2 separate regions of the Homo sapiens genome follow, and region 1 is linked to region 2. A link is a loop called in an ENCODE intact Hi-C map of the cell type or tissue named here. Cell type or tissue: dorsolateral prefrontal cortex. All regions are shown on one strand. Each heading gives the region's core, and the rest is flanking DNA. Links, peaks and the distances in the headings are about the cores only.

Region 1 (4,398 bases), core at 253-4,252, 250 kb after region 2:
CTTTTAAAAGAACAAACTCAAAATTTTCTGAAGCTAACAGCTCATCATTAACTAAATATTTACTGTTTTCCCCTCACTCTTCTGAGCTATACTATTGGAGAAATTATAAGCAGTAAAAAGTCTTCATTGTAACCTTCCCTTCACACACTGTTTTCAAAGTTGAATAGCAAGACATTAAAAAAAAACCTATTGCAAAATAAAAGTCTCTTTTAAATGTGAGAAATTTGCAACTACACTTCTTTCTAGTAAGTTTTTCCTTTGAGTGATTTTTAAACTCTCCTAACAGGCCGTTCTGCCGCTGGTATTGCCGCTCCTCTGTACACTGTCCGCGCCGCGTGCGGGTCCCTCTGCTAGGACCGCGCCTTCAACGCGGAATCGCTGACATGAGCCCAGACGGAGAAGGGGTTTCAACTACTGAGAAGGCATAAGTTGGAGAAAGTTGTGGGATTTTTCCTAAACAAAATAGGGACAGGAAAACAGTTGGGCTGGGGGACGAAATGGGGAGGGTAGCTGGGGCTTTCTGCCTGCTCCAGCAGTAAGCTGCTTGGCCATTCCCCGCGGGGCCGGCCCCCCTTCCCTTGCTCAGTGCCCAGGTCCTCCGGGCCCTTCTCCTCGAGCCCGCAGTCGGCTCTCAGGGAAAGGGTGCCAGGCCCCAGGCGGCACTTTTATTTTGGTTAAGAGGAGGGAGGGCTGCTCCCAGGCCCGAGGGAGGCGAACTGAGCCTTTCTGTTTGGATTTCCCTCCTCGCTATAGCAACCAGCAGCATCCGGACAAAAATGCGCCCTCCCTGGACAATGGCCCGGCCTCCTGCTTCTCGCCCTCGTCTTCCTCCCCCGGATCCCAGCCAGGACCTGCCTAGGCGCTCTTCGACCACGGAACATCCCTCCCCGCCACCCCCACCTCCATCCTTTCCATAGCAGTCTCTCCCCGGGTCAGTCCAGGGCGCTGGGAAGCCTTAGCTCTCGCTTTCTACCCCCACTGATCCCCCCACGCGGGCCGAGGCTAGGACACAGGACCTCACTACCGAGTTCGGGGGCTCCCGCAGGGGAGTTCCCTGCAGGGATTGTGTGGGTGTTTGGATGGCCCTGAGGAGTAACTCCAGCTTTTTCCAGGGTTAAAAATATATATATTAGAAAAATGCATTGAGCAGACTACACTTCTCCCCTGCCCAACACACACACACCACACACACACACATATTAATATAAGCACCCCAGACCGAAGTACTAGGCATGATCTCTGACTTTCTTTCACTCTCCCAAGGTTAATTAAGTTCCCTTCCACGAACTGAGCTCCGTGCCTATTCATTATTCTCTCCCTCTGACCTAGGGCGTTAATATGATCAGGCCTATGACTCGGCCGTGTTCTGTTTTCCTATTTTGCATTTAATGCTGGGACCCGGCTGCCCTAGATTACCATCGAAAACTCTCAGAAAAGACAAGAGGAGCCAGGAGGTCTCCCTGCTCCAATCTGCCTAAGGCTTCCTCTTCCTGCCTCCTCTTCCGGCCAACGTCTGCCCCTATGTTCCCAGGACCCAAATTCTGGAAACCTGTCTTTAAAAATACAATCATCTCTAACTTTATGATGTCCAAAAGCTGTCTAGAATGACAGATTCGAAACTCTGAGACCTAGCAGAAGATTTTGGCCCACAGTTATTACGACTGTGGTTAACTGCTCTCCAGAAAAGCATCTCTCCCGCCCGTGCACCACCTGCTCCCCTCCCCGCCCACCCCCCCATCCCCCCCCAACCGCCGTCCTCCCGGACACTAACGACACAATTGTTAAGTGCACTTGTACACTTCAGAAGGATTTGCATTCGTGCTGTGTGCAGGCAGAATAAGAGAACTGAAGTCCAACTTCAACCAAATACGCCTGTTTATCCCAGGGCTGGAGCAACAGCCCTAGCCCTTGAAAATGGCTTCAGTGAAATAGCTGAGTACACCCTCCTCCCACTTCCCCAGTCCGCCTCTGTGCGCAGGTGTATGTTAGTGCACTCGTCCCTAGCTTGCCTTCCTCTTCGAAAATTGCTCCAGAGGATGAGAGAAGCCAGGAGCTCTAGCAAGAGCTTCATCCCAGTACATTTCCAAATGCTTTAGAGCTAAGGAGGTTTCTGTTGAAATCACTTTAATTTATCAAAGAGTTGTCATCCCCTACTGGTGGCCAGCCATCCACCTGCTTTAAGGCTAGGGGGAGAAAATGCGAGCGTGCCTGTGTGTGCGTGTGCGCGCACACACACGCGCGCGCACACACACACACAGACACCTTTAGGCTCCATTGTTAAGAGGTCATTTAACTGTTAGTCCTTTGAAAGTGAAATTGCGGGAAGCAAACTGGAAGCCACCAATTGTCTCCTGTTCTGTTTCTGAGATTTTTGTTCTGTTTCTGAGATTTCGTATAAACAAGCTATATTAACTCCTCCAAACAGAATTTATCTTATACACCGACGGAATGCTTCCTTTATGTTTTCTCCCTCCTAAGGCCTCATATTCACCGCTCAGGATTTAGCAGGCTTCCTTTGATAAATTACTCAAAGTAATCCTTGAAACAGCTAGACTATCTGGGTGACATGGTGTTAGATGTCTTCAAGCCATCCCTGTATATAAAATATTCACTTGCAGACTACAAAGGGGGGACTGTTTTAATGATAAAATTTATAACTTGAAGAAAAAGGGAAAGATATTAGTATCTATAAATACAGATAATTTTATTTCAAATACTGAATTAAGGACATTATATTTCACTGGTTTACACAGTAGTGAAGGTAAAATAGAATTGTTTGTATGTGAGGTATGGACAGAGTTGCCAAGCATATGACGTAGGAGAGTTTCAACTTTCAGAAAACTTTTCATTCTTCAAGACCTTTTATTACACAAGGACAGATGCACATTTAGGAATTTGCAAAATATAGGTATAGACAGTAACATACAAATTTATTGGAAGCTTTATTTCTTCAGGAAAAAATATGCTGCTGCATAATTAAAGATAGTAAGTTCTATCCTTTTTTTTTTTTTTTTTTTTTTGGTAAATGTTTATTATGTCTCTCCCAAGAACCAGCAACTTGGAAATGCATTTTCCATGTTCCTTATAAATGCATCCCCCAAGGCTAAAGTTCTTGAAGCTTTATAGCAGTTTTCATTAAAGCAGCCAGCTGCCTTTTTGTGTGGATTGGCTGTTCAAAGCTCTAGCTCCGAAGCCAGAGCCTCAGTTTTGACATTCTGCAGGCCCTTAGAAAAGAAGTTCCACTCAGAGGTTGGAGGGGGGCCTCACCAAATCAAACAGCTGCTGGGGTCTAGCAGAAGAGCAGGAAGCACAGGAATGAATGACTGAGACAAGGCTTTTTAAAAAGAGGAGGAGGAGTAGGGACGTTCAAACATGATCCTCTAAGGTGGATATAAGAAAAAGGAAACAGCAGTTTCTTTTTCTAGTTTTACTTAGGTTTAAACCAGCTGCTACCTCCACTCCCCCAATGGCCATCTCCTCAGAAAATTCTTTGTTTTCTTTTGTTTCCTGATTTCTATTATCCTGGGACTACATAAATAAGAAAAAATTAAGATCAAATGAATACCATTTCACCTCTGTTTTAGTAATTGTGTGCCTCCAGCTCAATGTATGGGAGTGGTCACGGTGGGTTTTCTGCCAACTCCTGGTATATAGAAATAAATAAATGCTATTTTATATATGGTGTGAGTGTGTTTACTAGATGAAATAGTTAATAAATTAGAGTTCAAGTTACAGTGCATGGACTGACCCCATAACTGTTACTCAGGTGGAAATTTGGGAGGTTTGTGTCAAGGTACTGGGTGCTACTAAGACCCAGGTCCGGCTCACTATCTCGAGGAGTGTGAAAGTGTGAGAGATAACATGGGTGTCTTTTTGGTGTAGTTCTGTTATTCGAGGATGTTTCCCCTCCACTCAGCGCACCCCGGCAAGAGGGAGTCGGCTCCGTTTCTTCAGACAAGTCCAGCTCAGGGTATTGACTGAGTAGAGGTTCCTCCGGACCTGGGAGAAGCTGGGGTGGCGCCAGCATCTCCTTACAGGTGCCTCCATCCTGTCCTTGCGGAAGGGGCTTAGGACACCCCGCAGTCCGCGCCCCGAGGTGGCGAGGCCCGCACGAATCGCCTGCTCAGCCATTGTCCTAGCGAGTGATCTCGAGGAGCTGTGCTGGATGGAGTGAGGGAGATATCAAGACACCTTGTCAGTTCAAAGCATTTTAGCGTTGTTTGAAATCCTCTCCACGTCAACGTAAGCAGCCTGTGTATTTGAACAGCTGCTTTGAACAGTGAAAGGGAATAAACTGATTCAAAACCTGGAGGTGTCTGCCCGAGACACCTTCAACGTGCTTTTATGCGGGCGGAGAATGGCAGGCAGACGCGCGGACTCTGCCCTGACAGGGTCAGC
Region 2 (4,398 bases), core at 329-4,328:
ATTTGTCTGGAGACTAAACTATTTCAGAATGACTAAAACTAGTGGGAAAATCATCTACAAGAAAAGTGTAATGATAGAAAGTAACTGCTTCTGTAAATTGAGCTATGGTATGGAAGAACTATAATTAAATAGGTGTTACAAACATAAACTCCATACCATAGACTTCTCATGGACTTTGGTACAAGGAAAATTGGTTGCTCTTAACAGGCTGTTTTGCCACCTGACTTTATTGTTTACCTTGCCGTGTTAACTGCTGGAAACTCAAAACTAAATTGTATGTTCAATCTGAGTACAGTTTTAACTAAGACATTTTTATACAGCTCTCCCTTTTCCTGTTTAATTTTTTCTCTGAAATATTTTAAACAATAAAAAATTTGCAAGTACAATACAAAAAAAAAAAACACATATTTTCCTCTGAGCCATTTGAAAGTAAGTTTACCAACAAGATTCCCCATCACCTCTGAATATTTTAGTGTGTAATTCCTGCAGAGACATTCTCCTACATAACCTCAATAAAAACATCAAAATCAGGAAATTACATTGATACATTATCATCATAAAATCCACAGATTTCACTGAAGTTTCACCAGTTGTTCCCATAATGTCATTAGTGACAAACGGATGTCCCAAATTATGCATTACATTAGTTGTTGTATCTCTTTAGTCTCCTTCAGTCTCAAACAGTTCATTTCTTCCTTGACTTGTATGACCTTGACTGTTTTGAATAATAAAGGCCAGTTTCTATAATGTCCCCCTATCTGGGTTTATCTGATATTTCTTTACGATTAGGTTGAGGTGGGTTTTTAAAATTATTTTTGGCAGAAAAGTTACATAAGGTATGCTATATTCTTCTTTTCATTCTTATCAGATGACACATGATTTTGAGTTGTTCTTTTGCTTATGATGTCACCTTTGATAATTTGATGATGGTAGAGTTAGCTAGGGTTTCTCTACTATAAAGTTCCTCCTTTTCTCTTTGTAATTAGTAAGTATTTAGGGGTAGATACTCTGAGACTAGGTAGATTCCAATACTTACCAAACTTTTACCCACTGGTCGTGTTTGGCATCTTTTAATGTCTGACAAATGGTGATTTTCTAATCAATGACTCCCCTCTGTGTGTATTAGTATCCTAATTCAATCACACCTTGTAAATTCATTAGTTAATAAAAGCTTTCTTTTTCACCGTTTATTCATTTATATCTTTATATGAATATTTGTTATTTTGAGGCTCAAATTATCCCAGATTGTGGCAGGGAGAGCCCCTTCAAGCTGGCATCTGTGCTGAACACTACCTTAGTTTCTGGTGCAAGATAGTCCAGGGTTATGTTTTACCTCCCCAGACCTAACCATAAAACCTATTGTTTTTCCAAGGGGATCTGAATCCTTTTAGGGGAGAATTGTATTTAAGAAACCAGGATCTGGGCACTTCATGTTTTCTTTGTTATTGAAGTGTCATTGCTCCTAGACCCATATATATATATATAGTGTGTGTGTGTGTGTGTGTGTGTGTATCCAATTCAACATCACAAAGTTTATTCTTGTTTTTCCCTTTCCATATATTTGACACTATTCTCCAATAATGAGGAATCTAATTTCTGTTATCATTGTTATACTAACATATTATCCTTATTATATTTATTACTTTAATCTCTGCTGTGCCTAAACATCTCACACCACGGTTCCCACACCTCACTCTGGGCCATTGCCATCATCCACCCTCAGGGACATCTTTTGTCAGTGTACACAGACTCTGACAACTCAGGTCAATCTGCTTCTGCTGTTGCCCTCCCAGCTTCTAACACCCTCATGAATCCCCACCTTGGTCAACCCCACATAATAACTTTTGGACTAAATTATTCAGGCAGAAAGAAAGGCAGGAAAGCAGGCAAGCAGTAAGAAAAATTCTCCTCCCCCTTTTACTTGGATTTTATTGTGGGTTTTTGTACTTACCTTAATAGTTTTATTATATATGGCTCTCTCATAAATTGCCTTATATGCAATTTGAAGGGAATAAACAACATAAAATGATGCAAACAAAAGTTTCAGTTGGAAGAATTCCAGAACGGTTCTGAACAGTATGAAAGTAGTGTTCATCAAATCTGCATTTTAAGACCTCTCAGAACATGAAAGTCTATTTTCAGTAACATGCTTCACTCCACAAAAGCCAAGGCAGATAAAAGGAATGGCCCCAGGAACACAAGTGGCGCTTTTGATTCCACATACCTTCTTCCTAGTGCGGATGGTGTGTACTACTTGTGTGATCTTCAGCATTTTACTTAATGTTTATATGAGCTGATTTCATCAGCCATAAAAGGAAAAGGCTTGCTCCCTTGCCAACCTCACAGGAATGTCATTTTGATTTTTATAAAGCACAGACTATTTTTGAATTTCTTAACAATAGTCAGTATATTCTGAGCTTAAGACCAAGAGAAAATATATCATCACAAATTCATGGAGCAGAGCCCCCTGTGGATTTAGGATTAAAGGAAGGAACAATTTCTCAGTCTCCATAACATGATGGTGCAGCCCTATACGACCCACTCTTGGGATCTAAACGGAAGGCTGTCAGGCCTTGAGTGGGCATGGAGCCAGCAGCTGATGACCTCTGGTAAGAGACAGAGCACCACTGTTCAGAGAAGCAGCTGTATCACGTGATTGAACAGGGCCTTGGACATGCCCAACCAGAGTCCTGTCTGCCAGATGTAGATAGCAAGGTAGGAATCAGCAGTCCTGCCTCTGCCTCCCTAGTCTGCAATTTACTACGTAACCAGGGGTAATTAATTCATTCTAGCTTTCTCGTGCCAGTTATAGGATCTAATGAGTAAAAAGTTCTGATTCATGTTGGCTCTTAAGAAATACCAGTAGTTCCGAAAATGTTTTTAAACATATGAGGATGTTTATTGCAGCATTATTTGTGATGTCAAAAACAAAACAGAAAACATGAAACTGGAAGCAAAGTAAATTTCCATCAGTTGGACAATAGCTGAACAAAGTCTAGTACACCCACATCACTGAATACCAGGCAAATAAAAAATAATCACAGCAAATTAAATAAAGAAGTAGGAATTGGAATTTAGTCATTTTCTATTAAGCCAGACATTAAAGAGATTTACAAAAAAAAAATAAAACAATGTCACTCTTTATATTGAGTTTTATTTTTGAACATATATTTTTCACTGAATATATTAATTGTGTTAACATGTATGGTTTATTACTGTTATTTGTAATGAATTAATATGTAAACGTTTTGATAACTTCTCATCAAATTAGGATCCTAAGTAAACTACAAATTTAATTGGAAAAATTAGATAACTTAATAAAAATATTGGCTAATAACCTGAACACAGACGTCACAGAAAGAAACTCCGAATGACTACTAATTACATAAAAAGATTTCTTAATCTAACTTTTGAAGTAACATAAATCAATTGTTTCACCACTAGCTATAAAGATTTTTATAAGGATTTCTAGTTACTAGAAAATTATTCTACAGTAAAACTAAACCTAATTCAAATAACAGACAAAAAGAAAGCTTTTTTTTTTCAGTTATTTAAACCAGAAAGTTATTCTAGTCACAGTACCATTGAGTGGTATAGCTGAAATTTAAATACATCATTGATGTTAAATAGCCATTATCAGATGAGGTGTCCTGATGGTCATGAGAATATATTACTTACACCCACCCATGGAAAATGGTTTCTAATACTTGGCCAGTCCACCTTCAAGATTGCTGTGAAGATCAAAGAAAGACTTATGTGTAAAAGGGATTTGATAACTATGTAAATATGAGAAATCATCATTTGTTTTAGAATTGCTTTTACCCAAAGAATCTGAGGCATTGGTTAAGCATCTTGGGCTCACAATGTGCTACAGAATAAATGTACTATAGATAAACTGGGGCAGAGAGAGAGAGGAACACTGAGCTCTCGACTAGCTATGTAGTAAGTCAGGCCCTGCAGGGCGGGAAAGAAATGATTGTCTGATCAGAGGCTGCACAATGATATTCATAACTATTCAAAAGTATATATAGCACATCCTCAGAGAAACATAATAGTGCAATATTAAATTCACAGCACAAAATTATAGGGAAGAAGAAATTTCAGGCAGAAAATAAATGATAACTGCATTGGGGCACTTTTGACCGTAACTTTGGAAGACAGAGGGTTAAAATGCCTTCGATGTCACTTGTGCCCATATATCCTGACTGTCTAATTCATGGTTTTCAGAACCACAACTTGCAAACCCCCAAGTACCTGGGGACATTCTCTGCCATTAATTTGGGAGCAGCACTCCCTTTGCAATAAGTAGACAGTGTAGGGAAAGAATTAATGGCAGGGTATGGCCTTTACTCAGTAGAACACAGACAATAGTGGCTTGTGGTGTAAAAAGGAGACAAT

Evidence for each region. Peaks named below come from ENCODE experiments on the same cell type or tissue, not always from the same donor. Only the 100,000 strongest peaks of a DNase experiment are listed, where the experiment ranks them.
Region 1: a loop joins it to region 2, with 5 times the contacts of the local background. A loop is called at or near these places in 4 of 110 quality-filtered maps.

Annotation. Positions count from the first base shown.
Region 1 is chr6:98,827,121-98,831,518 of GRCh38, forward strand. PNKY (long intergenic non-protein coding RNA PNKY) reads right to left here. Exons shown (of 1, transcript NR_148381.1): 1 at 3,021-4,398. Among named protein-coding and RNA genes, the nearest start is that of PNKY, 2.4 kb to the right of the region's middle. RefSeq lists an enhancer at 65-1,230. In dorsolateral prefrontal cortex, for the core only: a CTCF peak has its summit at 2,152; DNase peaks (open chromatin) are centred at 641 and 1,951; H3K4me3 peaks cover 2,824 bases; H3K27ac peaks cover 4,000 bases; H3K27me3 peaks cover 349 bases.
Region 2 is chr6:98,572,582-98,576,979 of GRCh38, forward strand. No RefSeq gene overlaps it. Among named protein-coding and RNA genes, the nearest start is that of PNKY, 260 kb to the right of the region's middle. In dorsolateral prefrontal cortex, for the core only: no CTCF peak of the experiment used is centred there; a DNase peak (open chromatin) is centred at 2,610; H3K27ac peaks cover 1,775 bases.